2 separate regions of the Mus musculus genome follow, and region 2 is linked to region 1. The links are chromatin loops, found by intact Hi-C in ENCODE. Cell type or tissue: heart. All regions are shown on one strand. Each heading gives the region's core, and the rest is flanking DNA. Links, peaks and the distances in the headings are about the cores only. Region 1 overlaps Kif13a (kinesin family member 13A). Region 2 overlaps Kif13a (kinesin family member 13A).

What was found. Hi-C counts contacts between places; a loop is a spot of excess contacts. Peaks named below come from ENCODE experiments on the same cell type or tissue, not always from the same donor. Only the 100,000 strongest peaks of a DNase experiment are listed, where the experiment ranks them.
Region 2: a loop joins it to region 1, with 2.6 times the contacts of the local background. A loop is called at or near these places in 11 of 42 quality-filtered maps.

Annotation. Positions count from the first base shown.
Region 1 is chr13:46,905,186-46,921,829 of GRCm38, reverse strand. The region is part of intron 2 of Kif13a (kinesin family member 13A); the gene reads left to right. Among named protein-coding and RNA genes, the nearest start is that of Gm22960, 11 kb to the right of the region's middle. In heart, for the core only: no CTCF peak of the experiment used is centred there; a DNase peak (open chromatin) is centred at 9,719; H3K27ac peaks cover 5,938 bases.
Region 2 is chr13:46,830,524-46,846,000 of GRCm38, reverse strand. Kif13a (kinesin family member 13A) reads left to right here. Exons shown (of 38, transcript NM_010617.2): 5 at 13,185-13,277; 6 at 15,027-15,207. Among named protein-coding and RNA genes, the nearest start is that of Gm22960, 64 kb to the left of the region's middle. In heart, for the core only: CTCF peaks have their summits at 7,273 and 11,000 (motif pointing right); no DNase peak of the experiment used is centred there.

The DNA.
Region 1 (16,644 bases), core at 5,011-13,010:
CAGAAAATGTTTATGTTGTGTAACGGTTCCTGAAGGTCTCAGTCTGCGTGTGGCGAGGAAGGCTTGGCTGAGTTCCTGAGGGCAGGAATGTGTGCTAAGAGAGGAAGGCAGTAGGGGCTGGGCTCTGATTTCAAAGGCCACCCCCTAGCCACTTTTTTGCAGTAGTCAAGTACTATTTCCTAAATCCCCACAAGTAAAGTGCAGTGTGTAGTCTTCTTGCCTCGCTTCTCCTCTCTCTCCCCACATAAGCCCTTCCTGTCTGTCCCATCAAACCCCCAAGATGGACGGAGCCCCCTTCTTCTCAAGAGCACTAGCTCTTCAATAAACCTGACTCCTCCTTACCAGCTCTCCTCTCTCGAGCACTGGCCTTTCCGTGCCCGACTTACTCCAATAGCATCAAGGTTCAGGAATCCGAGACTGCTGTCCCAGACCCTTCGTTTGACTGAAACCAGGGATGATATCATGTTACCCTGAGACTGGTTGTTCAAAGTCATTGACAAAGTGGAAATACTTCCCAAACTATCCTCACCGAGGTGTCTCGGATTAAAGCAAACTCGTGTATCCCCACAGAATCGCCCCAGCACTCAACTATCTTTTGCTTTATAAGAAGCTTAATAGAAGAAATGGAAAGTAACAGTTGTAACAGACCAGCCTTTCAGCCATTACTTTTGCTTGTGTAATGTGAATATTTTCGTTACAGGCTTATGATAAGCTCTTCTTTCATTTGTGCTTTGCCATGCTACATAGCTCTCGCCGTTTTAAATTTAATATTACATAGTCTGTTGAGTTTCACTCTTTTTATCCATTTCTGTATTTTCAGAGCTCACTGCTGGCTCTCTTAATGATCACATACATAATGGTGTCTTCTTAGAGTCGTTAGCATAACTGAAAGGCCCAGGGGCTGGGGAGGTGGCTTGGGTTGAGTAATTAGTGCTCATGCCAAGGACCTGGGTTTGGGTTCCAGCATGACAGCCCAGAGCTGCCGGTTACCCCAGCTCTGGTAGATCTGATGTGCTCTTCTGGTCTCCTTGATCCCGTTCACTCATGTGGAATGCACACACACACACACACACACACACACACACACACAGACACACACAGACACACACAGAGACACACACACACAGACACACAGAGAGACACACACACACACAGAGACACACACACACACAGACACACACAGACACACACACACACAGACACACACAGACACACACACACACAGACACACACACACACACACAGACACACATAGAGACACACACACACACACAGACACACACACACGCCCACAATGATAAAAGAATTGGAAGGGATTTCCTCCTAGCTTGCTAACATAGATACCATCTTAGACACAGTATACCGCATGCTATTCTCTTTCATGATCACAAAGTCAAAAGTTGATGCTCTTTGGAGCTACCGATGAGGGAGGACATCGAAAAAGGCAACCCAAAAGCCAGTTTCTGCCAAATCTCCTTTCTGTCTAACCTGAGAACTTGAACGGACATTAAGTCACTGAAGTGCTCTGAACCAGTCCACATAGAGATGTGCACCTCTGACCGGCTCCCAGGAGACTCTGATGTAAGGCAGTCAGCGCAGGAGCCTGGAGGCAGGAGCTGATGCAGAAGCCACAGAGGGATGCTGCTTACTGATTGGCTTGCTCTCCATGGCCTGCTCAGCCTGTTCTTGTAGAACACAGATAGGTCCACCAGTCCAGGGGTAGCCTGCCCACAATGCACTGAGACCTCCCATATTAATCATCAGCCAGTCAGTCAATCAATCAATAATTAAGAAGTGCCCTACGGGCTTGCCTACAGCTTGATCTAATGGAAACTTTTTTCTCAGTTGACTTCCTTCCTCTCAGATGACTCTAACTAACGTGTGTCAAGCAGGCAAGAAACTAAGCAGCACAGTGGAAAAGAGTGTAGCTTGGACACTTTACCTTGAAAAAGGCTTCCCAGGCATTTCAGTGACTACTGTTTTTTTTTTTTTAATTTTTTTCTTTTTTTTTTTAAAGATTCATTTATTTATTATATGTAAGTACACTGTAGCTGTCTTGAGACACTCCAGAAGAGGGCGTCAGATCTCGTTACAGATGGTTGTGAGCCACCATGTGGTTGCTGGGATTTGAACTCCGAACCTTCGGAAGAGCAGTCGGGTGCTCTTACCCACTGAGCCATCTCACCAGCCCCAGTGACTACTGTTTAACACACCTCTTGCCAGCAGGTTGAAACAGCCATGTTGCTACATCCATAGATTCTGTAGGTCAAGAATTTGGAAGGGCAGAGTGGGGATTGTCTTACTCGGTGTTCGTGTCTGGGGAGTAGCCATGCCAAGGTTCAGCTAGTTGAATGTCCAGGAGCATTAATAGCATCAGCAACTATCTTAAATCAAAATTGCCTAATTAGATTGCACTTCTCTTAACTCATAAACTTGACACTGGTTTCCCATGTAAAGCCGCTGCTGCAGATTGTTAGCTCAGTTTAACAAGCCAAGCTTGAAGCCCGGTTTTATAACCCAAGGGCTCTCCAGCCCGGTGTGTCTGATTGAAACCCTCAGTGTCTGTCTTTCCTGGAGTTGGGGAGAAGAAGGGAGAAGGAGTCAGGGAGTCTCCTAGGTGTTGTGAACTTGCTGGATGCTGGCTTGTAAAGAGACACAGTTTTCTTTTCCAGGCTCAGACTCATGGGCCCCAGTGCCCTGCTTCACGTCTTCTCTGGCGTTCCCAGGATGGGGCAGCCAGTGGTCAAATGGCACTGTGGTGAAGTGAGAATTCTGAGTGCTGCCCAGTACTGCTGCTCCTGTGACCAACGGGCCACTTTGAGCTTAGCCACCAGTGGGCCACTTTTGCCTCTAAGTTCCTTTGTTGGCACAACTGTAGTCAGGATTAGATCATCTATAAGGTCATTTTTGCTCTTGTTTTCCAAGTTCTAACATTCAGGTTTACCCACATACAGTCCCTAAATACAGAACTGAGTCAAAGTAGGCAGCAGATGAACCAGCTAAAATGGGCTGCCTTTTAATTCTCGTCTTGTCAGTGTCAGGAGTCTTGGGGAGGCCAGGGAGGCCATTGGTGGGAGGCTCCGCTGATCTGCAGTAGCTGACTGGAGGTTTGAAGGTGTCAAGTGAAATAAGACAGCCACCAGCTCCAGACACTGAGGCTCTTATCAACCAGCCTGCTGGGGCCTGGGGTGCTTACAGAGACTCTGTCTCCTGCAGCTAGAAAGGTGTCTTTTCTGTGTGCCTACAGGACATTATGAAAACTATTTGATTTGAATCTTCTAATAAGATGCCATCTTTTGTGCGCGCGTGTGTGTGTGTGTGTGTGTGTGTGTGTGTGTGTGTGTGTGTGATGTGCAGCTGTTTTGGGCAATAAGGCATGAAACAATATATAGAGTGGACTAAATAACTTTCTCACAGCTGTTAGCATAAAATCTAACTTGCTCTGAAGCCCCTCCCCCTCAAGGTCTTATTGTGTAGCCCTGGCTAGTCTGAAACTTACTCTGTCTATCTAGATACACACACAGACACACACACACACACACACACACACACACACACACACACACACACACAGACAGACACACACACACCACGCTGGGCTTGAACTCACAGAGATCTCTCTGCTTCTGCCTCCTAAGTGCTAGGATTAAAAGTTCAGACCACCATACCCAGCTCTCTTTTTCCCTTTTCTTTCTTTGTTTTCTTCCTTCCTTCTTTCTTTCCTTCCTTCCTTTCTTTCTTCCTTCTTCCTTTTTGTGAAAAGAAGAATAAGTTGTTTCTGTTTGTTGTTAATGATATGTATATGTGTGGTGGTCCATGCAGGTACCTGAGGATGCCTGAAGAGAGCACCATATGCCCTGGATCTGGAGTGATGGGTGGTTGTGAGCCTGTGGACATGGTGCTGATAATGAAACTCAGATCCTCTAAGAGCAATCCATGCCTTCTACTAACCCCAGCCTGTGTTGTTTCTGAGGGTTTTGTTGTAGCCCTACCATTCTGTAGCTAATCCCTCATATTTCTACACTGATCTCAGCCAAAAATCCCGAGGGATCCCCACTACTCTTTACTGCCTTCTGTTATGGGATGAACTCAGGGTGTATGTGTGTGTGGGCGCCTCTACTCTGGTTTATATACTTTTTGGACAGTGTCTTTCATAGCCTGGGCTAGTTTTGAGCTCTCTCTATGTAGCCAAGGCTGGCTTGAACTGCAGAGCCTATTGCCTTCACTTCTTGAGAGTTGGAATTACAGGCCTTGGTCCTTTTGCTTCCTTAAGCAGGGTGGAGGTTTTGGCTCCTTGTGGCCTGTCTGAGTCTGGCCTTTAGGTGTGATGAGCTTTGCTGCTGTCAGGCTCAAGAAAGGCATCTGTTTGCTATTCTCTTGCTTTTTTTTAAAGACATGGAATGGGTAGGGAGCTTTGGGGGAAAGAGAAGCTTCACTCTTTGCAGTTGGCTCTGTGTGTGTGTGTGTGTGTGTGTGTGTGTGTGTGTGTGTGTGTGCTGACTCTCACAGACACTCCCTAGCTCTACACCCATTACCAGTGACCACAGACATTCACATCCCACAAGCTGGAAGACTCAGAGGAGAAGCAGGGCGGGTGAGGAGCTATGTAGGCATTCTGCTTTGAATACTTGTATGCACAGATTTATCCTGGGTGCTGGGTGTAGCCACAGAGCTTCGTGCAGTGTGTTGCAAAAAGTAAAAAGGCCTTTCAAAATACTTACATTCTAATGTGTAGTTTAATAAAATGGTCCAAAACCGATTGCTCTTCCTACCCACCTATCTCACTAGCTCAGCTAGATGGAGAGTGTTGAAGGATTTGTAGCCGAGGGCGCAGAGATAGCTCAGCAGTTAAGAGCGATTGTCAGTCGCTCTGAGTTTGTTTCCTGGCACCTGTGTTGGGCAGCTCACAGTCACCTATCAGTCCTGTTCCACGAGATCTGAGGTTTTCTTCTGGCCCTCTGGGGCAACTACAGATACATGGCATATGCTCACACAGACATACATGCATACACATAAATGAAAACTGAAAACATGAGGGGCCAGAGTGGCTTCAGATCTTCCAGATGATCTAAGTTTGCTTTTCCAAGACCAACTTCAGGCAGCTCACAGCTCCAGTGGAGTGTGATACATATGACTTCCTTGGGTGTGTAGACACATGCACATACTCTTACACAGACTTGCACATACACTTAATTAAAATAATAGAAGTATTTTAAAATAAAATTAAAAATGTTTAGATTAGAACACACATACACATAGACATACATACACACACACACACACACACTTCTTGCAGAAGGCCGGAGTTCCATTTCTAGCATTCACATCGGATGGGTCATAACTGCCTGTAACCGGAGTTCTAGGTGATCTGACGGCCATAGGCACCTGTGCCCACATGCACATAAAGGCTCGGGTACACAGCAGCATGTATACAGAAATTAAAGGACAGGACATCTCAAGATTTGTAGCTGAAGTTGTGCTGAGAGGTTTTTGGTAGGGCTTTGGTATTGGCTTGTCTTTTCGTTCTCTGCTCTTAGCTGCTCCGTGTAGTTAACTGAAGTGCAGGACTCAGGTACAAATTGGAATGGGAAGGAAGAATGTTAAGATGGAGGAAGGTCCTGAGGACTCAACTCTGGAGGCCATTGCTTTCCAAAGGCAGGGGAGAGTGGAAGTAGGGAGCGTGTATCAAAATAATGGTGTTCAATTAAGCGGCATGGAGCCCTGGTAAAGGTCTGAAGTTTTAATACAGAGTTACAAAAAGAGCAAATAGGAAACTTTAGCGTGGTAACACCTGTTAGAAAAGTTGCAAGGAGCCTTGAAGTGTTGCTGGCTGTGATGGTCAGCTTAGTTAGTATTTACCAGTCTTCATTTTTGTAATGAGTTACAAAGCGGAGATGAATTTTCCAGAACTGCTGGTCTACTGTTATCCTAAACAGTACTTTTCCTTCCAGTTATTTTCTCCCCTAAGACAGTCAGCTATCCTAGGTTTACCTAAGAATTAAAACAAATCAAAACAAAAAAAAAAACAACCCCAAACTACTAGAAATAAAACATAAAGAGTTTTCTAACTTATCTTACATTGTTCCGAACAAGCAGCATTAAAAAAAAATAGCCACTTGTCCTGACTCCTCCCTAACTAAGGGGCAGCTTGGTACCAGGGGAAGGGGATTACATTGGCCATTTTACTTTTATTGAATTTTAAAATTCATAATTTTTTTAAGACATGGTGTCTACATAGTCTTGTTTGTCCTGGAACTCAGTAAATAGGCCAGGCTGGCCTTAACCTCAGAGATCATCTGCCTCTGTCTCCCAAGTGCTAGGATTAAAGATGTGTGTCACTATGCCCACTTCCTTTGATTGAAAATTGTGACACATTCATTTTCTACTCTCCTGGAGGCTGAAGGGACCATTACTCTAGGTCAGCCTGGACGGTGGTCTGCAGTCGGATTCCCCTGATGTCTCTGAAGTTTACTGTATCGACTAGAAGAATATTGAGTTCCTTGGATTCTCTGGGTCCTCTGGCCACTCCAGAGCACAGATGACTATAGGATTTTACTGGCTTAAAACATTGGCCAATAGGATGTGGTAGTGGCTGTGGTCCCAGCTACTCAGGAGGCCGAGACAGGAGGATTGCTGGAGCCTAGAAGTTGGAGGCCAGCCTAGGTTAAAAAACAAACAAAACAACAACAACAACAACAAGACAATTGACCACGGAGTTGCCTTTATATTATGATCTATGTTGAATTTTATTTTACAGTTCTACATTTCCTTATTTATTGTTTGTGTGTTTGTGTCCATGCACATAGAGGACAATATGAGGGACCCAGTTCTCGCTTTCTATTTGAGGGACTGAACCATGGTCATCAGCCCTGGTAGTTCCTCTCCACACTGAGCCGTATCCGCAGCCCAGCACTGGATTTTCTACACAGCAAGCTGTCTTTCTCTGTGTAATTTGACATACTGAGCAAATCCGTCATTTGCAAAGTTACCTTGAGCAGAATTTTTTAAAAAAATTTAAATTATTGTAAGCTACCCTGGACAGGTTGAGCCTCCCTTGTTGAAAATGCTTGGGACTAGTATTTCAGCCCTTGACTTTGTCAAGCTGCAGAGTATTTATGCACACGTGACAAGGCATCATGGGAGGAAGGCCCTGCTCTAAACACTAAATCCATTTGTTTCATCTGCACTTTATACACGTAGCCTGCAGGTAACGATGCAATATTTTCAGTGAACATGTGAGCTGCCCATGACTTGTCTCATGTGGAATTTCCTATGTGGGACATAGCCACTCTCAAGAAGCTTTATGATTTGGAATCTGTGGGGTTTTAGATTTTCAGATTAGAGTTACTGAATCTACATCCGAACCACAGCGTTTACCCCATAAGGAGAAACTGCTTGCTTGTCTTTTGCAGTGTTGATGAAGAGATTGTGATGTAAGTGGCCAGCTTTATGCTATGCATGCCTTAGGCGTGTGTGTGTGTGTGTGTGTGTGTGTGTGTGTGTGTGTGACACACACAGTTGCATGTCAGCTTAGACCCTGGAGCCATGTGTAAGCCTCTGTCATGGTGTGGCAAGAGTGTTAAGTAGAGATGTGACCCTTGACAACCACATGGCAGTTATAAAAAATCACCATAATAGAGTAAGCGTCTTTACATTTCTAACTGATTTGGATCAGATTCGCAGTCCTCCTTACCATACGCAGCTCTCCCGTCCAGGAGTGTGGACTTGGGAGACAAGCCGCTTCTCTGGGTCTGAGTCTACTACACTCTAACTGGAAAATCGGGACCAAACCTTACCTTGACTCGCAGTGCCTCCGTTTCCAGGCTGTATGACTGGTGTTTGAGGCCCCCAAGAGTTGACAGTTTTTTACGTCCCTGGGACACATGAGGATGCCTGACCCCGTTTGCTTCTCCTGTGGCTTCTTATTCATTTCAGGTTTAAGCAAAGAAGTTCCTCTCTAGTACCTAAAAATAGTAATTAGAAAAAAAAAAGTCTTAGGGAAGTGGAGTGTGGTCCTAGCACTGGGGAAACTAAGGCAGGGGAGTTGCTGCCAGTTCAGGGCCAGCTTAGGCTTGACAGTGAGACCCTGCCTCAAAGTAAATGAATAAAGAGTCTCATGGTTTTATCTGTAAGTGTTTTCTGATGACCTTTCATTAAATGAGGCATGCCCTTTTTAAAAAAATGACTTGTTCTTTTTAATTGTGTGTACTGGAATCTGCTGACTGGGTGCTGGCACCTGTGGCGGCTAGAGACGCTGGATCCCTCTGGAGCTGGACTTCCAGGTGATTGTTAGCTGCCAGATGTGGCTTAGCCACTGGCCTTCTCTCCAGCTCACATTTTAATGACTTCCCGCCTGATCTCCAATCAGGCACATCCCACTTCTCAGTCGATAAGATACCACCGTGCCTATGGTTCTCTCAAATGGGCACAGTGCGCTTTGTGCAGAGGGAACTCCTTATTCATGGGTGTTCCCTGTCTCTTGGGCTGTCGGCAGTCATTCATTTAGTGAAGAGTTTGTATCTGGAATCCACATCACGGGTGGGAAGAACCGTTCTGTGTGTGCACGCGCGCATAAAAGAATGAAGCTGGGGTGGGGGCGCTGCACCAAAGGTGGTACAGTGCAGCATGTCTGCTTTGCAGAGTGCTGGACACATGCATGCGGTGGCCTCCCCTCCCCCTCTGCCACGTGCACCATCTTGTCTGCATTCAAGCTCCGTGGTTTTGTCAACGAGGAGCCCAGGTGTGCTGGATGGTATTTTTGCTTGTTTGTTTTTGTTTTGTTTTTGTTAACTTGACACAAGCTAGGATCATCTGGGAAGAGGGAACCTCAGCTGAGAAAATACCTCCATTAGACAGGCGGAAGGCAAGACTGTGGGGCAATCTTCTTGACTAATGATAGACGTGGGAGGGCCAAGTCCACTGAGGAAGGTGCCACCCTTGGGCAAGTGGTCCTGGGAGGTTTAAGAAAGCAGGCTAAGGGCTGGAGAGATGGCTTAGTGGTTAAGAGCACTGGCTGCTCTTCCAGAGGTCCTGAGTTCAGTTCCCAGCAACCACATGGTGGCTTACAATCATCTGTAATGGGATCTGATGCCCTCTTCTGGGGTGTCTGAAGACAGATGCAGTGTACTCATATAAATAAAATAAATAAATCTTTTTTTTTAAGAGAGAGAGAAAGAAAGCAAGAAAGCAGGCTGATCGAGCCATGAGGAGCAAGCCAATAGGCTGTGTTCCTCCATGGCCTCTGCATCAGCTCCTGCCTCCAGGTTCTTGCTCTGACCTCCCTTCACGAAGGACTGTCAGCTGTAAACAGAAGTAAACCCTTCCCTCTCCAAGCCGCTTCTGTTCATGGGTTTATCTCAGCAACAGAAACCTAAGGGATAGAACAGATGTCTCGCTCTTCCGTGTGCCCCTCCCTTCTCTCACTGAGCTGTTGCTCCTCCGTCTCACCTTGGAAGCAAAGAAAGAAGAAGATGGGGAACCAGGATACAGGGTAGAGGCAGGACATGGAAGGAAGATTAATTCAGGCTGAGAGGTCTGGGCCTTGATGAAGTTGACTTTCCAGACCGGTCTCAAAGCTGCCATCAGAGACTGGGCTCTGGGCAGTGAGGGCAGGCTTGTGCCTGGTCCTGCCACTGAACAGAGTAAGGTGGCTGCAGTATGCCTTAGGTGACCTTGGGTTTCAAATCAGAAAGAGAAAGCCTTAAATTAGCAGCCAATCAAAGCTGGTCAGAATCTGGTCCAGGCATGATTCATGTGGGGGACTCGTGGCTGTGTTCGCATGGCCGGATTCTGAGAGGAGAGCCTATGGCGGTATGGAGGTAAATGAGCTTGTATGCCTCCCACAGTTTGTCAGCTTTGACGACTGGCTGTCAAAACAAAATTAATCAAACTGTAATCATTGATTTACCCAGTGGGATCGTTGGCAGCGGTGACCAGGGAGGTTAGCGACGGGAACCTCTCCCCTTGAGTCCCTTATTTGCTGAATTTTTTATACTCAGGTCAGCAGTAGAGTCACATGGGAATAGTGAGTAGAGTTTTAGTGCCACTAAAAACCTATGCACCCATTTATTTGAATATCGCTCCATCCCTCAGCCAAGCCCTGTTACTTGAGAGTTAAAGACAGTAACCCATTCTTTAAGAGAAGAGTCCCCTCCTAGAACTGCTGGCAGAGAGAGTCTCTTCTGCTTTCCGTTTCCTCCATCATATGCCCTTTCTAGATGCTTTGTGATGGAGTACAGTAAGCCCTGCCGATGCTGTGCCTGGGACCACAGGTCTGCGGTGGGGCGGTCCTCAGACTGTCACTGCGGTTCTTCATCTTAGTGTGGGCCTCCTGAAGCCTCTAATTTCTGCATTAGATTATTACATAATAATGGACTCCGTGCTGTCGTGTGGCTTTTGGGATCATAGCAATGTGGAAGGCTGGTTACTGTGCCTCCCTGAGCTCTCGGCAGTACTGGGGGGTTGGATCCAGGGCCGTGTGTGTGCATGTTTGGCACGCTCTCCCGCACCGAGCTAGCCGGAACATGGCAGTACAAACGTAGCTCTAGAGCCTAATCCCACTGACAATCACTGCTTTGGGCCGACAGGCAGAGGCTGCCACTGCTTAGCACTCCATGACATAAGTGATGGTTATTCAGCCAAAAGGTCACGCAGTGTTTGGCAGGAGTTCACATTGTAAAGGTTTACTGACTGCACGGTCTGCATGGCAGCTTTCGCTTGAGGTTTATCCAGGAACTTATGGGAGAGAATTAAGCTCTAGGCAAAGTCATGAAACCAGGAATTCATGTCCAGGAATGCCCCTGAGTCTGTGTCGCCTTCTGACCTCCGGGTGGTATGTGATCTCAGTCTTGGTGAGGCAGGGGCTACACCGCTCTGCCTTGGGCATTCTTCTGAGCCTCCCTTGTCATGGGAAGAGAGGGACAACACTGAGAGTGAGGAAAGAGAGACACTGGCCAGTTGTCAGCATCACCTGCAGTTGTTGCCTGTGAATACCATGGCCGTCTTCCTCCTGGGGGCTGAGGGCATTTCTGGGCACCCAACCTTACAGTTCCCAAGAGGCAGTTGAATTTCTGCTGCCTATTGTAGTTGGAAAGCAAGCTTGTGAAATCTCCATGTTCCTGTCTGGAACATGGGGACCAGTGACGCTCCTGAACTTGTCACTCCCCTGGGCATTCTCAGCATTGAGGAAAATTCTCAACATGTGCTCCAAGAGTGTACACTGGCATGGAAGTCCCCGGAGAGTGGCATGCTGCAGGGATAACTTAAAATTTGTTCACATTTATGTTTGTAAGAAAGGCCTTGGTAGACTTTGTCAAGTCTCTGTCTATTCTTTACAGAGTTGGTCATGTAAAGCTTTACGTTTTATTTAACAAGCCCCTTGACGGTGAGTTGCTGGTGATACCTGGTGCAGTGGTTGTCAAACTGAGCATAATCCCATGGCTGGAAGTCACAGCAGGAGGGCAGACCACTGTGGCTGGCCAGTTGAGAGATGGAAACCACACTGAGCACTCTGGGAAGTAAAAGTTGCTGGGAAATAGTGGTCGGCAGCAGCCTGGATGCTGGTGTAGCCTTGGAGACTAAGCAGATGTCTTCTTGGTTCCTGGACTCCACAGGATCTTTGTTACAATGTTTTTCCATTGTTTCTCTCTGACTTAGACAAATTTGGTTTCCCATTCTTTCTGGGTGATTGAGTTGGGTTCTCTCTGTCTTCTCTAATTCTGAGCACTTTTCATATGACTCAGCCGTAGATGAAATAAATGGCTCTAGTTCTGGCCTTGTTGTTTGTAGGGTTGGGGGTCAAACAGTGGCTTCATGCTTGCTACTACATTATCATCTCTAAACTATGACTCCAATCTTTTGTTGTTGTTATGCTTAATCCTAACGATGCTGCCTGAGCCTTTTCAGGTACTCATAGCTAACATCTGCCTGTGCAGGGGAAATAAATGACCCCTAGCCCCTCCTTTCTTCCTCCCTCCTTCCTTCCTTCTTTTCTTTCTTTCTTTCCTCCAGCAACTTCTTTGCTCTTAGTGTCATTTATTCTCATTATAAACACAGCAGCTATTTGAAAACTTACAAAATGTAGGTTAGAGATAAATATGGTTTGCTCATCAGACTGTCAACCGTCTAATGCATTTCATGGTTGGTGTGCAGTAATTTATACCACTGGGATACATAACTCCTTAAAGCTCTGGAAGTGGTTGCTATGTGTACCGCCGCTAGGCACCCTGTGCTGGAGGTTTAGTCTGAGCACAGTTCCACCTTGTTGACGTTTTCTCTCCCTCTTGTGTTAGTATCTCCTGTCTGCAAACTTTCCCCTTCAGGCTACCTCGCTTCTGAGAAGGCATCTGTACTGCAAGGGAGCCCAGCATCTGCAGAGCCAGGCTGGATCCTGAGTTTTCTGTTCTTCTTTAGTGTTAGGAACACTAGCCAGGTGACCTTGCCGAAGCTGGGTGACCTTGGGTGAGCTGCTTCCACTCCATGTGCTGTCACCCGCAACTTCAAGTGAGCTCGATAACGCTCTCAGTGGCAGCTGCTTTAGTGACCAATTCTGCATGTGAGTCGGAGCCGTACGACAGGGGGATTACACAAGTAGTGGAACAAAGATTCCTTGAAATTACCTCTCACAGTGATCAAGGTAGGAGGGTGCAGTCAGGTGACTGTGCTGGTCCGTGTGAAACCCCCAGGCATGTCACGTGTTTAGAGTAGCTGTCACAGATGCTCTGCTTATTAGTCACCCTCTCCTTTATTTATTTTTAATTTTTTTTGGTGTATACACAGATCGTCCTTCTTAGCCCTCAAGACTCTGTCTTGTCCTTTCTTTCTTCCCTTTCCTCCTCTTCTCTTCTCTTCCTTCCTCTTTCTCTCTCCCCTTCTTCTTCATCTCCTCTTCATTTTTGAGGCAGGGTCTCATACAGCCCGGGCTGGCCTTGAACTCACTTACAGCCAAGACATTGGTTATTAAACATGAAACTCCTGATCCTCTCAAGTGCCAGAGTTCAGGTGTTCCTTTCCGTACCCAGCTTGAGTGTCTTCTTGCTTGTGTTCCTTTAGCTAGTCCTCAGAACTTTTGGATTTGCCAAAACATGCCACAATCACTGCCAAAAACATGTTCCACAATCCTGAATACTTACTGTTTCAAAAAATAAAATATGCTTTTAATGGGGGGAAAAAACCAAAATAAGAAACAAACTCCAAATGGGCATACCAGGGTGTTTCTCGTGTATACTCAGGCTGTAGTGTGGGGTCACCTTAGAGGAAATGAAATAAATTACACATAATTTCCATGAGCTACCATTGATGGTTTTCATTTTAGCTTCACCTCTGTTTTTCCACCTATGTAGGTACAAAATTTTAACCCTGTACCAAACTAGCACTTAAAGAAAATTACATTCATCTACGTGTGTGTGTGTGTGTGTGTGTGTGTGTGTGTGTGTGTGTGTGTTGGAAGATGCTTGCATACCATGGCATACCTGTGGAGGTCAGAGGACCGCCTGCATCCCAGGGATTGAACATAGATGCCAGGCTTGGCAACAGATATCTTAACCTGCCACTTCTCTGGGCTCAGATTGGTACCTTTGAATTTGTTGAGTTTGTGTTATTACATCAATTTAAAGTTAGTGCTAAAATGAATGTATCTGTTACTATAACGGTGAGTCTGAAATAAATGAACAGGGCAAATCAAACTCAGTGCCGGGCCAGTCAAGGGAGTCGGCATCGCAGGCATCTTGGGTTGCCCTGGAAACGCCCGCTAACGCGCACTCGGATAGCTTTGTTTTGAGTCACTTGTAATATTTTCCCCCTTTCCTGCTGCTAAAAGGAGAATGGAACTTTTGACTCAGGGAAAGCTATGTGAGATTTTTGTAAAGACCAGGAACCAGAAGTCTGGGTTCTCTGAATAACTGCCGAGGTGCTGGCTACAGAAATGGCCTGTCAGAGATGTGACAAGGGACAAGAGCTCTGTTCTACCCACATTCTTTTTGTATTTGAATGCTGTACTTGGATAGTCAGGTTTCAGAGGGTTTGTGTGCTTGGCCTTGGTGGACACATTTCTTTCTCCTCTCCCTCTCCCTGTGTTCTTCCTTTCTTTTTCAATACTAGGGATTGATCATAGCGCTGGTGGATGCTACAGAGACATCCCCTTGTGAGTCCTCCCTATTGATTGATTTTTAACCTTAGAGAGTCTCACTGAAATTGCCCATGCTCTTCTTGAACTCAAAACTCTCCTTCCCTGGCCTCCCAAGGGTGGGGTGGTCACAGTGCACCACCCAGAGTGATGGCAGTGACATTTCTTTATCACCAAGTTATATTTGTCTAAACAGGTAAAGATTGGGCATGACTTAGATAGATCCCACACAGCATGAAGAAGTGCTAAGAGGCAGTTCACGGAGGATCCCAGGAAGCCTTTCGTTGATGGCACACAAGCTTCAGTGGATATCTCTGTACTTTCCTAGAAAGTGCTTTCTAAAATACACTTCCATGGGATTAACTAGAGCCAGATCTGGAGCTGTGCAGATGGCAGTGTCCCTTATGTACTAACGTGCATGCAAAATCTGCCTAGAGTGTCATCTGCCTGCTTCTATTTACTTCCCAACAGTTCCTGAAAATGCTTCTTCCCCTTTGAGAAAGCAGCATGGCTAGATCTCTGTGGAACCCCACCCCCACCCCCAACACACACAGATTTTATTTCTTATAGCAACAGACGCTTCCATAGTTTTTATACATTGTTTTCCTGTTATTTTACCCCAATGGCTCACTAAGTAATTTATCAGTATCACCACCATCACCACCACCAACCACCACCCTAAAGTATAGAATATAAGGTAAAAGGAGCCATACCTTCAGCTGATGATGTCAACTTTTTAAAGATTTATTTATTTATTTATTTATTTATATGAGTATACTGCAGCTGTATTCAGACACACCAGAAGAGGGCATTGGATCCTATTACAGATGGTTGTGAGCCACCTTGTGGTTGCTGGGAATTGAACTCAGGACCTCTGGAAGAGCAGTCAGTGCTCTTAACCGCTGAGCCATCTCTCCAGTCCCCTGCTGTCAACTTTTAAGAGCCACAGCAAAGATTTATTAGGCTACCTTTTCAGGTCAGCAAATGATCACAGCTTGTGAAAACTAGAAAAGTAGACTTACCTGAACAACATTGGCATTTATTTTTTTTTTAAGTTTTATGTTCTATAAGAATTAATGGGGCAGCTACAATGCAGGCAGTTTAAACTGAATGAAAGGAGTTAATGAAGCTGATTTGCCCCAACCTGAATAATTAGATCCTGGATAATAGACTTTCAACCCAACTTTATTAAGGTATAATTTACCTAAGCTAAAATGCACCCATTCAAGGGTGGCCTTCTTGAGTTTTTACAGTTGAGTGCACCGTGTAGCCATGGCCAGCCAGCATCAGGGTATTGAATGCCACCATCACCCAGGTGGTTTCTGGGACCTGAGTCATTGGTGAAGTGTCATGTGAAAAATACAATTCTCCTCTCGTCGTCTCATGTGCTTGAGCATGCTCACTTCATGTCTTGTGCCCCTTTGCTCTCTCTTCCTGCCTTCTCTCTTGTGGTGCTAGGGATCGAATCCAGCAGCTTGCACATCCCAAGATGCACTTCTCCACTGAGCTACATCCTCAGCCTCACATCCTCGGCTTCAAACTGCTTTTTCTCTATTTCCCTTTTCTCCCCTTCCTCTTCCCCTTCCCTCCCCCACACTTCCTTTTTTTGGGGGGGTTGGGGGGGCAGACTCTCATGTATCCCAAGCTGGCTTCGAACTCACTATGTATCTGGCCTTAAACTCACTGTGTACATCCAGCTGGCCTAGAACTCACTTTGTATCCCAAGCTGGTCTTGAACTCCTGACCTTCCTGCCTCTACTTCCCAAGTGCGGAGATTCCAGATGTGCACTATGACCCAAAGTTTCTTCCCTTTTGTTTGGGGTCTCAGCTTGTCATGGGAAGCACACTCTGTATTATCTAGACTTCCAGGCTGTGTAATACAACTCTGGGACGAAGATCATGTGTGTGTGCCTTGAGCAGGGTAGGAGGTAAAGGGATAGGGAGATCTGCAGTCTGAATAATCATCCGCACCCACATAAGAAGCTTTGGGGCAGACAGATAGTGTAAGCCTCATTCATCAATCACATTGTCATTCATAAGACAAAACCAACGGCAGGAACCAAACGTGAGTCCTGCAGGAGTGAGGCCAGTTGAGTGGACAGCTGTCGGGTTGCCTGGGTTTTTCTTCTAACTTATTGAAGCCCAGAGGAAAGGGAATTTATTAGGCAGAATGGAAGCCATCTCATGGTTCCGTGAAGTGCTAATGCAGACAGAGGCGCGCCCACCACCACTTTCCTGGTGTGGTTGCCTCCAGGGCTGGGTTGGTATCCACGTGGTATGGAGGGTCCGGCCACGCCCATCCGCAGAAGCAGTCCATTCCTCCTCATCCTGCTGGCTCACCACATCAGGGAGGCTCACGGTTTCCCCCTCTCACCTGATGGCCTGTTTCTCTCTCTGGACTCTCAGTGCTTCTCCTAATGTCTCCTAAGCATTTCTAGGAAAACCATGACTATTCGAAACCTGCTTTCGAGTGTATTGCCATATTGTCAGCTCCTACGAGAGAAGGAGGAACTTGCCAGTGG
Region 2 (15,477 bases), core at 4,102-12,101, 75 kb after region 1:
TCAGACAATGGGGTTCTGATTCTCGACCCCCACCTTTGCACTGTTGGTGTATGTGTCACAGAATCCCATAAAATGTGTCCTCAAATGTCTCATTGTCTCACTGTGTCAGGGCCATGGGTAGCATCAGTCCGTTGACAAACAAACCAACCAGGCTGGGATTTACGGCACCTGGTTTTGCCACAAGCTGCCAGGCTTTGGTGAGATAAAGATAACCTTTTTCCTCATCTGTGGACAGGATGAGGTAAAGGATTGCAGCCACGTCTCCCATAAAGCCGAATCATCCATTTTGTGCGGACAGGCACAGCTGTGGCTGTCCCGGCTTCTTTGGCGAATCAAAGGCTGGCTTGTTCGGCCGTTAGCGTTGCATGGAAGTGAAGTGTGCTTTGGAGCACTGTGCACTTGAAGTATCTCTTCCTCCTCTTACCCTCTTGGTATGTTGGTATTGTAATGTCTGACAGGTAGTTTTGAGTCTGAAGCAAAAGTCTTTGTGGTAGGAATAATTGGGGAGGGGGAGGGGAGGGGAGAAGGCAGACAAGTTACTAGACTGCAGAGTTAGACCTCAAACCTGCCCCCTCTGTGTAAACTCACCTCTTCCCCCAACCTCAGCACGCAGCCACATGTAGCTCTCATTACAAGATTAGAAAGTGGCTGAATTAGAGTCCATAGTGATAAACCTGAGCCATGTCAGTAAAGGATTACATCGTGCTAATGGTAATTAAGACCTTCTTGATAGGGAATCAATATATTAAAAAATCTCATTTCCTAAAATGAGCCCTGCCGGTGGGTAAGTGGTTTCCAAGAGCTTTGCTGTCTATTTCCTGCCTGTTTATCTTTGAATCTTACTGCAGATAGAAAAAGCAGTCTGAGGGCTGGAGGGATGGCTCGGTGGTTAAGAACACCTGCTGTCCTTCCAGAGGACCGGCGTTTGGTTCCTGGCAGCCGCATGGGTGGCTCACGCCCTCCAGTGACTCCAGTTCCAGGGGTTCTGATATCTCCTCAGCCTCTTTCACACGTGGCATATACAAACACATAATACATAAATAAAAATAAAAACAAGTATTTTTTTAAAAGAAAGAAAGAGTAGCAGTCGGGTGGTGGCATACATGGGGGTTCGTGTAAGTAATTTTCCTTAGCATGGAGATTCTGAACATTGTCCTAGAAATTATGTAATCTTTCTTGCCATATGGTGTTTTGCTCAAATTTACTGAAACCATGTGTTCTTGGGCATTTGTGGGTACCCCACAACCTGGGAGAGAAGATTTACTGCTGACTCCTGATCTCCTCATGTGTTTCACACTGTGTGAGGATACAGGAGCACCTCCAGGCTGAGGGCTGAGCTGCAGGCCAGAGCCGGATGGCCGTGTTTGATTCTGTTCCCATCTGGGGAGGTTATGTGGTCAGAGGTGGAAATGATCAATTTCTCGTTGCTTAAGGGAATTGAGACGATAGAGCCAGTGTGCACCAAAACTAACATTCTAAGAGCTATCGGTTGCCAAATTAGAACCAAATTGCGGGCAGAATGGCATAATATCAATAGGGCCTAATGCATTTAGGCGTAAGCATTTGATGGTTGAAGTGAACTCTTAGTAACTACCTGGAGAAAAAAGGCCCAGGCTCTTGGGGTTGGCTTTCTTGGACCCAAACGGTAGGCAATCATAACAGTCCTTCATTATCAGGAACTTGAGGATGAATTGAGACTCTTAGCAAGTTCTGTGCATCCCGGAAGTAGCTGACAGTTATTAGCCATTCCGGAAAGCTGCAGCAGTTCTTCATGTCGTCAGCAGGAACACTGATGTTGGCTGCTCAGACATCATTAGGGTCAGCCTGTGTTGTACACAGTGCCTGCTGTTTTGAAAGCCGCTAACCAAAGAAACACAGCATAAGCCCCTTCCAGGTCTGATTTCGTTTTCCTTTACGGCGTTTTATCAATTGTCTCACACGTGTGACCATTCTAGAGAATCTGCTTCATCAAGATCCTGAGCGTCCTAAGTCCTTAAGATCAACAATTCTTCTTATTAAAGAATTTTTTATTAAAAATAAAGAGGAGGAGAGGGGGAGAGGGGAGAAAGGGGACACACACACACACACACACACACACACATCAGAGAACAGCTTGCTGGAGTCAGATCTCTCCTTCCGTTAAGTGGGACTCAGGTTGTCTGGCTTTGGCAGCAAGCCCCTTTATCTGCTGAGCCATCTCAATGACCCAGAAACTCATTTGTTTAATTAAAGTATATAATCACAAAGACATCCATTTGATATAAACCAACTTGGAACCCAGTACGACTGACTCTTTATAGATCATACCTCAACTGGTAGAAGATTTGGGGATCAGGCTTATATCAATAAAGGTTATTGATATCTGTGAATCTCAAGAGCTGGACACGAGTGAGCAGTTCAGTTCAGGAGAATTCAATTGGTAAAGATGCCCAAAATATGAATGAGCAAGTTATGAACTTTAAAGTAGACATATATGTTTATTTACATTTATAGCATATATTTATTATATAATGTGTCTTTTTCTCTACCCTACCCCCAGGCCCCTTTTCAATTTGGGGACAGGGTCTCGTATATCCCAGGCTGACTTCCGACTTGCTGTGTTTGAAGCTGAGGGTGACTTTAAACTTCTAACCACCTTGCTTCCACCTCCCAAGTGCTGGGTTCTAGTCGTACACCACCATGACAGGGTTCATCTGCACTGGAGCTGGGACCCAGGGTGCTGTGTGCACAGACACGCACAGCCCTGCCTCCAGATATCCTTTTAAATCCTTCCTCACCCCAACTTTTTCATGTTTCCTTTTTCTGACCCAGAAACAGTTTGACATAGCTGTGTTCAGAGGGGCAGATAACTGTCACCACAGTATAAAATACAGTCCACATACCACATTCCTTCCCGGCATGGTGTTGAGCCTTTTGCATGTGTGTATGTGGGGGCAGATAGAATGACCAGAAGGTAGAGTCAGATAGGAAATACTGTTGTCCACATTTCACAGAGAAGAAAAATAGAGGTTTGGGAAGGTCCTGCTACCTTTTATAGGTAAAAGCAATGACCAATGTGAATGGAAACAAAAACAGGGATACATTCTATGGATGACGTAAAAACAGGGATACATTCTATCGATGACATAAAAACAGGGATACATTCTGTCGATGACGTAAAAACAGGGATACATTCTATCGATGACATAAAAACAGGGATACATTCTATCGATGACATAAAAACAGGGATACATTCTATCGATGACGTATGGATTCGACTCCTGTCCTGGACATGTCTCGTCTCCCTGAGCCCTAGAGTGGTTCTGTTAAGAAGCCGTGGTGTGGGACTGAGCTGGGAGTGTTAGTACCTGAATCTTCTCTCCAGACAGATGCTGTCCAAACTCCTGAGCCCAGGTGCTCGGCTGAGCACTATTTACACATTTCCCCAAGACCACCACAGCCAGGAGCTCTCGAAGGGACAGAAGCTTGAGCCGGCTACCTTACTGGAGAGAATCATTGTCAAATGCTGTCAGAGCTGAGGGACGCTTCTTTGTCAGCAGCCATTCGTGTGGAGACAGGCTCCCCAGTCGATCTTGCTTTCTTTGCTCCTTGGCTCTCTTCCCTGTGAGTCAGCCACTTCATCTAGAAATAACAACAACAGAAACGGCCAGCTCATGCCAGCCCTAGCAGTGTCCCTGGGTTGGAAATGTTGTCTGGGTAAGACACTCCCTACCATGGTACAAGTAACACTTCCCTGAACGGCCATTCTGATAGCACTTGGATGCCACAGTGGAAAGTGGCCTGAGGCTTGCTTTCACTTCGTGGCCCAGTTTCTCAAGTTCTCTTTACCAGGTCCCTTCACAGTAAACTTCTGAAGTTGATTGAAAAATTAAAATTTGCACCTCCAGGTGTAGGCTTAACGTCTTTGTTCCTTTATCTGAACTAGAGTTTGGTTTCATTCAACTTAAATATGGCCTGAAGTCTCTGGATGTGAGAAATTTTGTGAGCTGCACTCCCCACGCCAAAGGCCTTTGAGGAAGGAATTTGCTTAAACCTCATTCAAATAAGGCCTTCTTCTCCCTTTGAGGTATGCAAGCGAGACCTGTCCATTCTTGTACTATCCAGGTGCTCAGATTTGGATCTGAGCCCCTGCCAAGTTCAGAGTCATCAAAATTACTGTGGCTGTCAGCCCTGTGTAGAGGAGAAAGCACCTTCATAAAGAAGCAGGGCTAGGAGTTGCAGCTCACAAATGCACAGCCAAGCTCCTGCCAGCCCAACTCTAGAGGGAAAAGAGATGAAGAAAAGAAGGGGCTTAAGAGATCAATTTGATCTCGGGTTGGGTTTGTATTGGTTAGCTTCCGTAGCTATAGGGAACCTGAGATCAAACCTTACATAGAGAGAAAAGCTTTGGAGGCCTCAGTTCATGGCTGATTGGCCCCATTGCTTTGGTACTGAGATAAAAGACAGGGTATAATGACTGGCTGCAAGGTAGATTAAAACCTTTAACCTCAAGGTCAAGAAGTAAAGAAGGGAAAACTGGGGTTCTAAGTCTTCTTCATGCGTACCCCCAATAATCCAAGGATTTCTCTACACACTTAGGTTCTTACCATCTAAAAACTCCACTATTTCCCACTAGTACTACCCTGGACAGCAATCTTTAACTTGTGGGACTTTGGAGACATTAAAGACCTAAGCTATAACATCGTTCCAATCTTAGATCCTATACTCTCCCACGTAGAAGTATATTCTGTTCGTGGAAGTCTATACTGTGCCGCACCCTGCTGAAGAGTTCTATCCACTCTGCTGTGTCCATGGTGGTGCTTTTTTTAAATGTGGATTATAAACAACTTGGACCATACCCTCTTTCTTCATTATCCTACTTCCTAGGCCCCGGTCCATCCTGTCTGTTCCGTAGGTAGATGTTGGACACAGGACTTAGTTGTCTTTTCCCTTGTTCCAAGTTGACTCCTTTTAGTGCATTGCTGTCAAGACCCTGAATTGTAAAGACCTAGCATGGTGGCTGGGAGGCCGTTACTGCTGTTCCCAAGGGGTCAGGTGACGCCCACGTAGGGAGACCTGGCGGTGTTGGTTTTTCAAAGATCCGTATCATCCGTGACTCAGTGTTGGGTGACTCAGCTTGCAGAGGTCCCACACAGGAGCTCCTGTTACTGCTCTGACGTCGTGTTGCATGTCTCACTGGGCATGCCCGGGTTTTATAACTTGTCTACATGGTCATCAGAGATGCGATTATAAACCCTGAAGGAAAAGGGCGTCTTGGCCATGCTTATTAACAGTGAGGTCAGATGCGGCATGCCCTGTGGGTTCACTGCAGCGGGTGTGTGAAGCTCAGGGCGGTCTCCAAAGATGCCTCCCTGACACGGGTTCTGCCAGGAAGCCACGGGCCTCTTGGGTTGGGCAGTCTTGTAGCTTTGCTCTGTCTGTCTGGGTTGAGAACAAATACCCATAGATCCTCCTGTTTCCCACAGGACTTCTGAACCTCCCTGTAGGCCTTTGCCTAGACAAACAGCACTCCATTCTGCTTGCGTGTAAACTGTAAACTGTAATTGGGAAGCATTCAGGGTGGGAATATTGCATCTTTTATGAGATCTGCCCAGGCAGTGTTTGAATTCCCTAGTTCCCACCATGCAGCATAAACAGCTGCCTTTTGTGTGTGTGTGTGTGTGTGTGTGTGTGTGTGTGTGTGTGTGTGTGTGTGTGTGAGCCAGGGTTCAGAAGCAGCGGCTAAGTCATTCTTTCCTAGGCTGAGAAAGGTTTTTTTAAAAATACGGACATGAACACGACAGAAGGTTTTTTTTAATGAAAAACCCTCGCAGCTGGGAATGGAACTCAGTGGTTGAACACTTACCTAGCATGTAGGACCCTACGTTTAGCCCCCAGTACTACAGAGGGGGAAAGAAAGACCTTCATTCATCTGGGTCAACCATGGGTCTTTGTGTGGGTCTTTGGGATGTCCAGTGTTCTAAGACAGAGCAAAGAAGCGAAGCCATCCCTGCGCTGCCTGCAGAGACTGTTGTTGATGAGGGCAGAGTCTGCTCCACGGATACATGGTACACTGTGAAGATTTGGTTAACCGTTGGGATCTTGACTACGTTCACAGCTATTCTTCCTGTAATAGTGATTCCCTGATGGTGACTGAACAAAAGAATTGGTTGAGCATAACTGCAGCCCAGGGCTCATGCATTCACACAGCGTCAGGGTGGGGAAATAATGAGAAGTCCATAGAATTGGTCCCATTGGCTTTTTTACTGCTGCTGTTCATTATAGCGTGTTCTTTCCCACTGCAACGTTCTATCCTAATGTTGCAAACGATTGGGGACTAGTTTGCCTATCCTGGATCCTAGCATGCTCCCTCTCTCTCTCTAATGTGAGAAACACTCCCTCCTTACATTTATCAGTGAGACCACAAAGAAAGCTATGAAAAAAAAAAAAAACAGGCAACAATGATTCCTTTCTGAGGACTGCTGTCCACTGTCTCATCCTTTTTACTGTCATCTTTAAAACTAGGAAGCTGTACAGAGCTCTGGCAAGACAGAAGGAACGGTGACTAGCTGGTGACTTCCTTTTTTGCACCAAACTAATGACAAGATGATACTCATTGTAGATAATGACTAAAAACCATCTCAGGCTCTTCGCTAGCTAGGCACAGTGGCTGGTGCCTCTGTGACCAGCCTGATATCCTGGTCATCAGTCAAGTGAAAGAGCGCTCAGCATTTGCCACTTTAAGACATGAGGCCTTCCCAGAGCCCCTCCACCAGGGAGAGGCAGGACTCACAACTAAACGAAAATGTGAGCAAACTCCCGTGTGAAAACTGTGTGTGAAAACTGTGAGCAAAAACTGTAAAGGAAAGAGAAAGGATTTGAGTATTACAAGTTTTGCTTTTAGGGCTGGGCAGTGGTGGCACACGCCTTTAACCCCAGCACTCAGGAGGCAGAGGCAGGCAGGTGGATCTATGAGTTCGAGGCCAGCTTGCCACAACAGCCAGGGTTACCTGGCTTTAAAAAAAATATATATATATATATATATTTATGTTGTATATATATGTGAATTGGTTCTTTCTTCCCACCATGCCAGGGTTACCTGGCTAAAAAAAAAATATATATATATATATATATATATATATAATTACGTTGCATATATATGTGAATCGGTTCTTTCTTCCCACCATGTAGGTCACAGGGGACAAAGTGGGGTCATCAGATGGGAAGTGCTGTTACCTGCTGGGCTATTGCTGAACTTGCTCACTGCTGCCATCTAGCTATGCTCTTTAATATCTGAATATGAAATAACAAAACTGTTGCATGACAGAGTTGGGAAAAATACTTGGAACATGTGTGATAGGCCAACAGTTAATGTCTTTAGCATATATGATAACATGTATGATGGACCAACAGTTGATGTTTTTAGCATGCATTCAGGAAAGAAGCAAGGGAGGGGGGTGTACCAGCCAGCTTATAAAGTGACTCAGAACTCAGACAGCCTATTTACTTAACGTTAAGAGTAAGTGAGCTGGGGCTGGAGAGATGGCTCAGGAGTTAAGAGCACTGGCTGCTCTTCCAGAGGTCCTGAGTTCAAATCCCAACAAGCACATGGTGGCTCACAACCATCTGTAGTGGGATCCGATGCCCTCTTCTGGTGTGTCTGAAGACAGCTACATTGTACTCATATAAATAAATAAGTCTTTTAAAAATGGGGTCTTCTTCCTTCTTGACCTGGCCTAGTCAGGATAATGAGCAGCAGTGACGGGTGTCAGAGAGAAGGCCTCGTGTTTAATTTGGGGAATCCCTGCAATGGCGGTCAGCAGGAAAGTGTAGGAAACTGTAAATCCTGGGAAATGAAAGCGAACGGAGATGTCTGCAGGGTGGGGCTGGGATGCCTATATCAGAATCCTAAGATGGCCAGCTTGGTGTTCACATAGGGGCCGCTGAGATGGCTCAGTGAGTAAAGGTGCTTGCTGCCAAGTCTGGGAAACTGAGTCTGATCTCCTGCCCCACGGGGTAGAGGACGAGGGCTGACTCCTGAAAGTTTACCTACCTGCATGCATGCACATGCATACACATACATACTCACACACTCATATGTACACACACACACACACGATAGTTGAAAATATATATTAAATAAGAGGTTTTTAAAAAAAATGTTCACATAGATGAAGGAAATACTCATTATTTTTGTCTTAAAAAGAATAAGTTCTCTCTGGGATGTGAAGTTATAATAAAATGTATTCCGGTCTCTCAAGGAACCTAGCTGTAGATTTCTGAAAACACATAAGCTTCACAGTAATTCTTTCTATTTTACTGTTTTCCTAGTTGCATCTTAGTATCGTTACTTGCAGATGGAAGGGAGAAAAAAATTTTCTTTCCAGAAATACACGAAAACATTCGCTTTATGCATTTATGTGTATAAACACTTATAAACACACGCGCACACATTTGTTTGCTTTCCAAATTTCTCTCATATCCCACTTATGAATGAAACTTTATTAAATATGAAAAGCCACGGGGCTGATGGCATGGCTCAGCAGGTAAAGGTGATTGCTGCCAAGTCTGATGACCTGAGTTCAAGTCCCAAACCTCACAGAATGAAAAGGTGCGAGAATTGTCTCCTCCTCTGACTTCCACACATGCATCCACACATCCACACATCCACACATGCATCCACACATCCACACATGCATCCACACATCCACACATGCATCCACACAGCCACACATCCACACATGCATCCACACATGCATCCACACATCCACACATGCATCCACACATCCACACATGCACCCACACATCCACACATGCATCCACACAGCCACACATCCACACATGCATCCACACATCCACACATGCATCCACACAGCCACACATCCACACAATAGGTAAGTGTAAATGTGACAAGCTCGGGTTATATTCTGTCATCAAACACGAATGTGTGACGCATGCCTTATGCTCTGTAGAGCTGCAATGGGCCTTGACATCATAGTCTAATAGTTGAAGCCAGAATGAGAGATAAACAAGGAAACACACAAACGAAGCTCCAGATAGGCTCTGAGAGTTTAAGCTCACCATGGAGACCAAGAGCAAGAGCGGCTGATTGATCACCAGTGTCCGAGGCCTGAGCTCCTGACTGGCTATATTCACCAGCGACGAGGTCTTGGCAGATGACAGTCTTTCTGACCCCAGTCACCTGTCATCATATTTATAGGTCACCTGCCATACCTGTGTATCTAAAGTTAGAATAGAAATCTATAAAGTGTGACTACAGATAAAGACACCAACTGGATAGGGAAGCCATCTCTTCCTTCTTGGCATAAATACAGGCAGACTAGTTCCTGGCTTGAGAGCGGGACAAGGGCCATCCTGGGCCTCAGCACAAGCTCACTCCTGTGATACAAACTCACCCCTGTGATCACCACATTTCCCCATTCATGAAGATAGAACCCTTGTGACCTACCTAGTGTTTTCTTAAAGGGCCCTACCACCTCTTGATACTCCTGCTCCGGGGGTCCAGTTTCCAGCCAGTGAACGCTGGGGGACAAGTCCAAGCCCTCACACTTACATCAGCTACTTTGCTTGTTGTGTGACCAAATGCCTGACAGAAAGCCCCTAGTGGGGAAAAGCGTTTATTTGGCTTGCAGTTTAGGGGGCTACATCCATCATGGTGGGAAAGGCATGGTGACAGGACGTAGGGGGGCACTGGTCACATGATGTTAGAAGTCAGGAAGCAGAGAGAGGTGAGTGCTATGCAGAGCTTGCTTGCTTCTTTTTACTCTGCCCAGGAGATGCTGCTACCTGGTACACTCGAGGTGAGTCCTTCCCTCCTCAGTTACATTTTTCTGGAAATACCCTCACAGGCACACCCTGAGGTGGGTTTCCATGGTGAGTCTAAAGCCAATCAAGTTGATGAATGCAAACCAACCCAGTATTCTTGGTTTTGTTCCCCAAGTCTGCAGAATTGAAGTTGTGGATTATGGTCCAGTAGCTAGAAGTCCTGTCCCACCTGTCCCTGCTCCTTCCTAGGGAGTGTTTGACCAGTGTGGAAGAGCAAACGGGATTGCTATGGTCATCTGCTTGGGCTGATACAGCGTTAGAGTGGGCTTGAGTCTGGACCACGGGCAGTTCTACCAAGCCTGAGCACAGCTGAGCTTACTCTGCATCCTGCCTAGGCCAAGGCTTGACTCAAGACTAAGGCCTGGCCTGTCTTTTGAATCGGAGCCCAGAGTGCTTAGAGAGTAAGGAAGGCCCCTTCAAAACAGGAGAAAATACTGATATTCTTATGGGGGGAGATCAAGAGCCTTGTAGCAGACTGCGACTTAAGAGCGGTATTTCAAGTATGTGTGTCAGAGACAGTGACGCGGACAAGCCATGCTGTTGGTGGCTGTGTGCACACACACCTCACAACGCACTGTGTGTTTAGACAAGGCTGTTAAAATTCTGTTTGCTTTTAAAATCTGTGGGTGCTACCAACGTGTCAGGAGGAAGCGCTGTACTGGATGGTAGGTGTTAGAAAGGGAGAGGAAAGGCGATGTAAATTTGGATTTTTTTTTTTTTCGATTCATTTTGCAAACTTTAACCCGCCCCCTTCTCTCTGTGTGGGTGACTCGTGCATTATAATGTCTAAGTCTTTACATAGTTACTGTGGCATGGCTTTCCCCTCTTCAATAATGTTTCTTGTTACAATTGTTGACACGTGTAAGTACTTTATTTTTTATTTTTAAAGTATATGCTTTTTCATTCTGGAACGCTTACATTTAAGGCATACAATCTCATGCTATTGCTGGGTACTTAACTTGGCTGCAGGTTCTAGCATGTTAAACAGTGCTGCCAAAACATCTTTGACGAGGTCATGTGAGGAGAGCAGCTCAGATATGCGCGCACAGTGGCTCAGAATGGAGTCTTACCCCCTTCCCGTCCGGCTTCCTTTCATTTTGTTTTATCTGTATGAGTGTTTTGCCAGCATGTGTGTCTGTGCAGCGCTTGCATTCAGTACCCAAGGAGGCCAGAAGAGGGCAGTGAATCCCCTGGGACTGGAGTTCCAGTTGTGATCTGCTCTGGGGTTGCTGGGAATCAAACCAGGGTCCTCTAGAAGAGCAGTCAGCGCTCTTAACCTCTGAGCTCACTCCAGTCTCGGGTTTCCTTTCAAATGGCCTCTTGTGATGATTCTCTCAGCAGAGGTTTATAAGCGACGCCTACTTCTACAGCTCAACAATATTTGACGTTGCCAGAATCTCACTTTTTGGCAGCCCCGTGATTGAAGTGTCAGTTCTAGTCTCTTGTGACAGGTTTTGAAGCGTCTTACTCTGAAGTTTGGACGCACTGCAAGGCAATGCTGAAACCCCATCCAGCCTCCCGTCAGAGAGAAACACGCCACCAATAGCTCGCAGTTGGTTATGTTTGAATGTGCAAATATATGGAGGATGAAGCAATTAAACTGACTCCCATCTTTCAACAGATATTTATTAAGCACTTTATACTAGGCACTGGGATTACAAAGATAATGAGATTGCCATCTCTGACATCCGGGTGCACTCATTCCAGAGCTGGAAATAGTATATAAGCCAGTAGTGCCTGCAGATGCTGTGGGAGCGAATGTTCTAGTAACCAGGGGGAAGGAAGTATAATGTAATTCTCTTCATTGTCTGATAATCAATGTGAAGAAAGCGCATGCCACCTTGAATGTTTATTAAACATGTCATAATTATTCTGTCCCACTCCATGATAGTGTAGGTCATGGTAGAAGCCGCAGGAGCTGAGATTGGCTAGGGTTAGTGAAAGAGAAGTTGCCTTTGTCCTCCTGCAGGAGCACAGATGAGGTGGATCTGTGAACTGGTGAATGGCAACATCTTGGTTACTTTTTCTATTGTCCTGATCAAGTACCCTGGCCAAAGCAGGTCGAGGAAGGAAGGGGTCCTTTTGGCTCACAATTCCGGAGGACAGGGCAAGCATAGCAGGGAGCAAGAGGCCCCTGACCATACTGTGTGGGCAGTCAGGAAGGAGAGAGCGATGAGCGGTTCTGCTTAGCTCATTTTCTCTTTTTGATTCAGTCCAGGACGGATGCCAGCCCATGGAGTGTCCCTGCCCACATGCAGAGTCTTCCCTATAGATAACTTAATCCAGATCATCCCTCAAAGGCATGCCCAGATGTTTGCTGCCTAGGAGATTCTAGAGCCTGTCACACTGACTGACAGTCAGCATTAGCCATTGTCACCTCCTCCACCACCACCAATGAGCAGTTTCCCAGCAGTCGACAGTGCGGGGAGGAAGCGGGCCTAAGAAAATGTACTCAGGGTTCTCTCTACTTGGAAACTAAACCCAGATGGGAGACAAGACAATTCGTATTAAATAACATTTGGATACAATTTCTAAAGAAGAAAAGGAAACCAACTTTGACATTGCTTTTGTACAGCCTGCTAACAATGGAGAAGGAACTTTAATCCCCCGAGAAATGTCAAAGCAGCAGCAGTATGGAATCGTGAACTTATCCAAATATTCGGCAGTAGTTTAGGAACAAAACTGAAAGTGCAAACCAGTTGTGTGTGGTTATCCCTGCCTAGAGTTTCAGCTGCTGAGCAGGCTAGGTTAGGAGGCTCACTGGGAGTTGTACAGTTGAGAGCAACAGGGGCAGCAAAGCAAGCCCCATCTACACAAACTGCATTTGCTGCACTCTCATTTATAGCTGTACTGTAAATTTTGAGGGGGGGAGGACTAAGAGGTTATTACTAATACACCAGTAGAGGGCTTCCCATATCTCAACTCTTAAGACCACTTGCTGCTCTTGCAGAGGACCCAAGTTCAGTTCCCAGAACTCACACAGTGGCTCACAACTGTCTGTGACTTAAGTTCCGGGGGAATAGAGTGCCCTCTTCTGGCGGCTGAGGGAACTGCATGTGTTGTATACATACACATATACATGCAAGCTAAACATTGATACACGTTAATATAAAACCACATCTCTCTTTTTATAAAAACATACATCTCTCAACACAAATCACCCTTTTTATTTTATTTTTAAATATCTGTTTGGGTTCAGCAGTTAAGGTACTTTCTGCTTTAAGAACTACCTGCATCAGGTGGCTCACAGCTGCATGTAACTTCAGCCCCGGGGAATCTGACACCTTCTTCTGGCTTCTGTGATTACCCACGCATGCACATGAAACCAATAAGTCTTAAATGTTTGTTTTGTTTTCTAGGTCAAGAAGTCGTTTTCAAGTGCCTCGGGGAAGGAATTCTCGAGAAAGCCTTTCAGGGATACAATGCTTGTATTTTTGCATATGGCCAGACAGGTAAGATGTTGCTTTTATTGAAGCTGATGAAATGAAACAAGTGTTTGAAAGGATGTAGTTCAGGGGACAAAGGGCTTGCCTAACGTGTGCAAAATCCTGGATTTAACCCTTAGCGCTTAAATTAGAAGACTATATAAATAATTGTCCCTTCTCTGTTTTGTTTTGTTTGTTTCTTTGTGGTACTGAGGATTGAACCCAGGACCTCTGGTGGAACAAGCATGAGCTACATCCATTTCATAAAAATATATATATATATATAATTTCCTAACATTTAAAAGGCTGGGGAAGTTTGAGAAATGCAGAAAAATTCTCCTGACATCTTGCAATCAAAACTATCCCACATTTCGAAAATACATCAGTTCGGTAATTGCCTAATCTCTGTGTTAATGAGCACATCTAGTTCCGTGCTATTAAGCATCACTTTCCTAAATTATAGTTTTAACCTGTGTTTGAACTGGAAAAGAAATCATCAGCTTCATAGTATAAATGTTTTGGCAGAATCAATACAATATTTTTAGAGTCTCCCCTGCCCCCCCCCACCCCCTGCCCCCCACCATCATTTGGGTTCCAAAATGATGATAGATTCTAGACCGAAACAGGTAGAACAAAACAGGCAAATCGAAAATACAGTTGGGGCCCAGCTATTACGGCTCTGAGCTGTTGTTCTTTTGGAGTAGAAATAAATAATGATTCCTAATAATACTGCCACCGTCTGTGTCACATGGCTGTGAGAACCCAGGAAGAGAATATGGGTAATTTAGCATATGGTATGTCCAGCTATGACTGGATGCTGGGATTTTACTGTATATGCAATGTGTGTCCCAGCATTAGGGTTTCGTTGCTGTGAACAGATACCATGACCAAGGCAACTCTTGTAAAGGACAACATTTAATTGGGGCTGGCTTACAGGTTCAGAGGTTCAGTCCATTATTATCATGACAGAAGGATGGCAGCATCCAGGCAGGCTACCTCTTGTTCTAAAGACAAATAGGAGAAGACTGGCTCCCACTTGGTTAGGAGAAAGGTCTAAGAGCCCACCCCCACAGTGATACATGTCCTTCAAGACCACACCTACTCCAGCAAGGCCACACCTTCCAATAGTGCCACCCCATAGGTCAAGCATATTCAAACCACCACACCTAGTAAAACTGACGAAATTGCTTATCTTGTAAAAGGCTCGCCGTGTAGGCATGTAGACTTGACTTTTTTAGTCACCAGAATCCATATGGAGAAACTGGTGTGGTGGCATACTTTGGAGGCAGAGCCAGGCAGCTCCCTGGGGGTCACCAGCCAGTCAGTCTCATGTACCTCACAAGCTCCAGGGCCGGAGAGACCCTGCCTCAAATAATATGGATGGTAGAAAGGAGTGACAGCCGAAGCTGGCCTCTGCTCTCCACACACACAGGCACACATGCACACATTCATATGCTTGCACAGCTCTTTCCATACTACATAATGGATGGGTGGGATTTTACGTCCATTGCTTTCCTGAGGTACATTCTTAGTGATTGTGTCTCTAGACACTCATGTGTACACAATGGACCATCCCAACCTTACAGAGATAGACCCAGGAGGGGTTCTAGCGTGGAGAGTAACTGTGTTGTTCAGGGTTCGGGGTTTGAGGTCCAAATGCACCCCACGTGTCCTGTGTGTCCTTGGCCGTCCAGCAGGAGCATCTTGTGCCGCTGAAGCATCCCGCTTGCATTCTCTCCTGACCTCACCTCACGCCCCTCTCTTGCTCTTTTCCAGGTTCTGGAAAGTCCTTTTCCATGATGGGCCACGCAGAGCAGCTGGGCCTTATCCCAAGGCTCTGCTGTGCTCTGTTTCAAAGGATCGCCCTGGAGCAAAATGAGTCACAGACCTTCAAAGTCGAGGTATCGTATATGGAGATCTATAACGAGAAGGTCCGGGACCTCTTGGACCCCAAAGGGTGAGTGAGTGCTTTGAAGTAAAGTGTAAAATTAGGAAGAGTCGTTTCATTTTCTTTTTAAAAAGATTTATTTATTTTATATATTTGAATACACAGTCGCTCTCTTCAGACACACCAGAAGAGGGCGCCAGATACCATTACAGATGGTTGTGAGCCACCATGTGGTTGCTGGGAATTGAACTCAGGACCTCTGGAAAAGCAGTCAGTGCTCTTAACAGCTGAGCCATCTCTCCAGCCTGGAAGATCATTTTAAATGATTTTTTTTTTTTT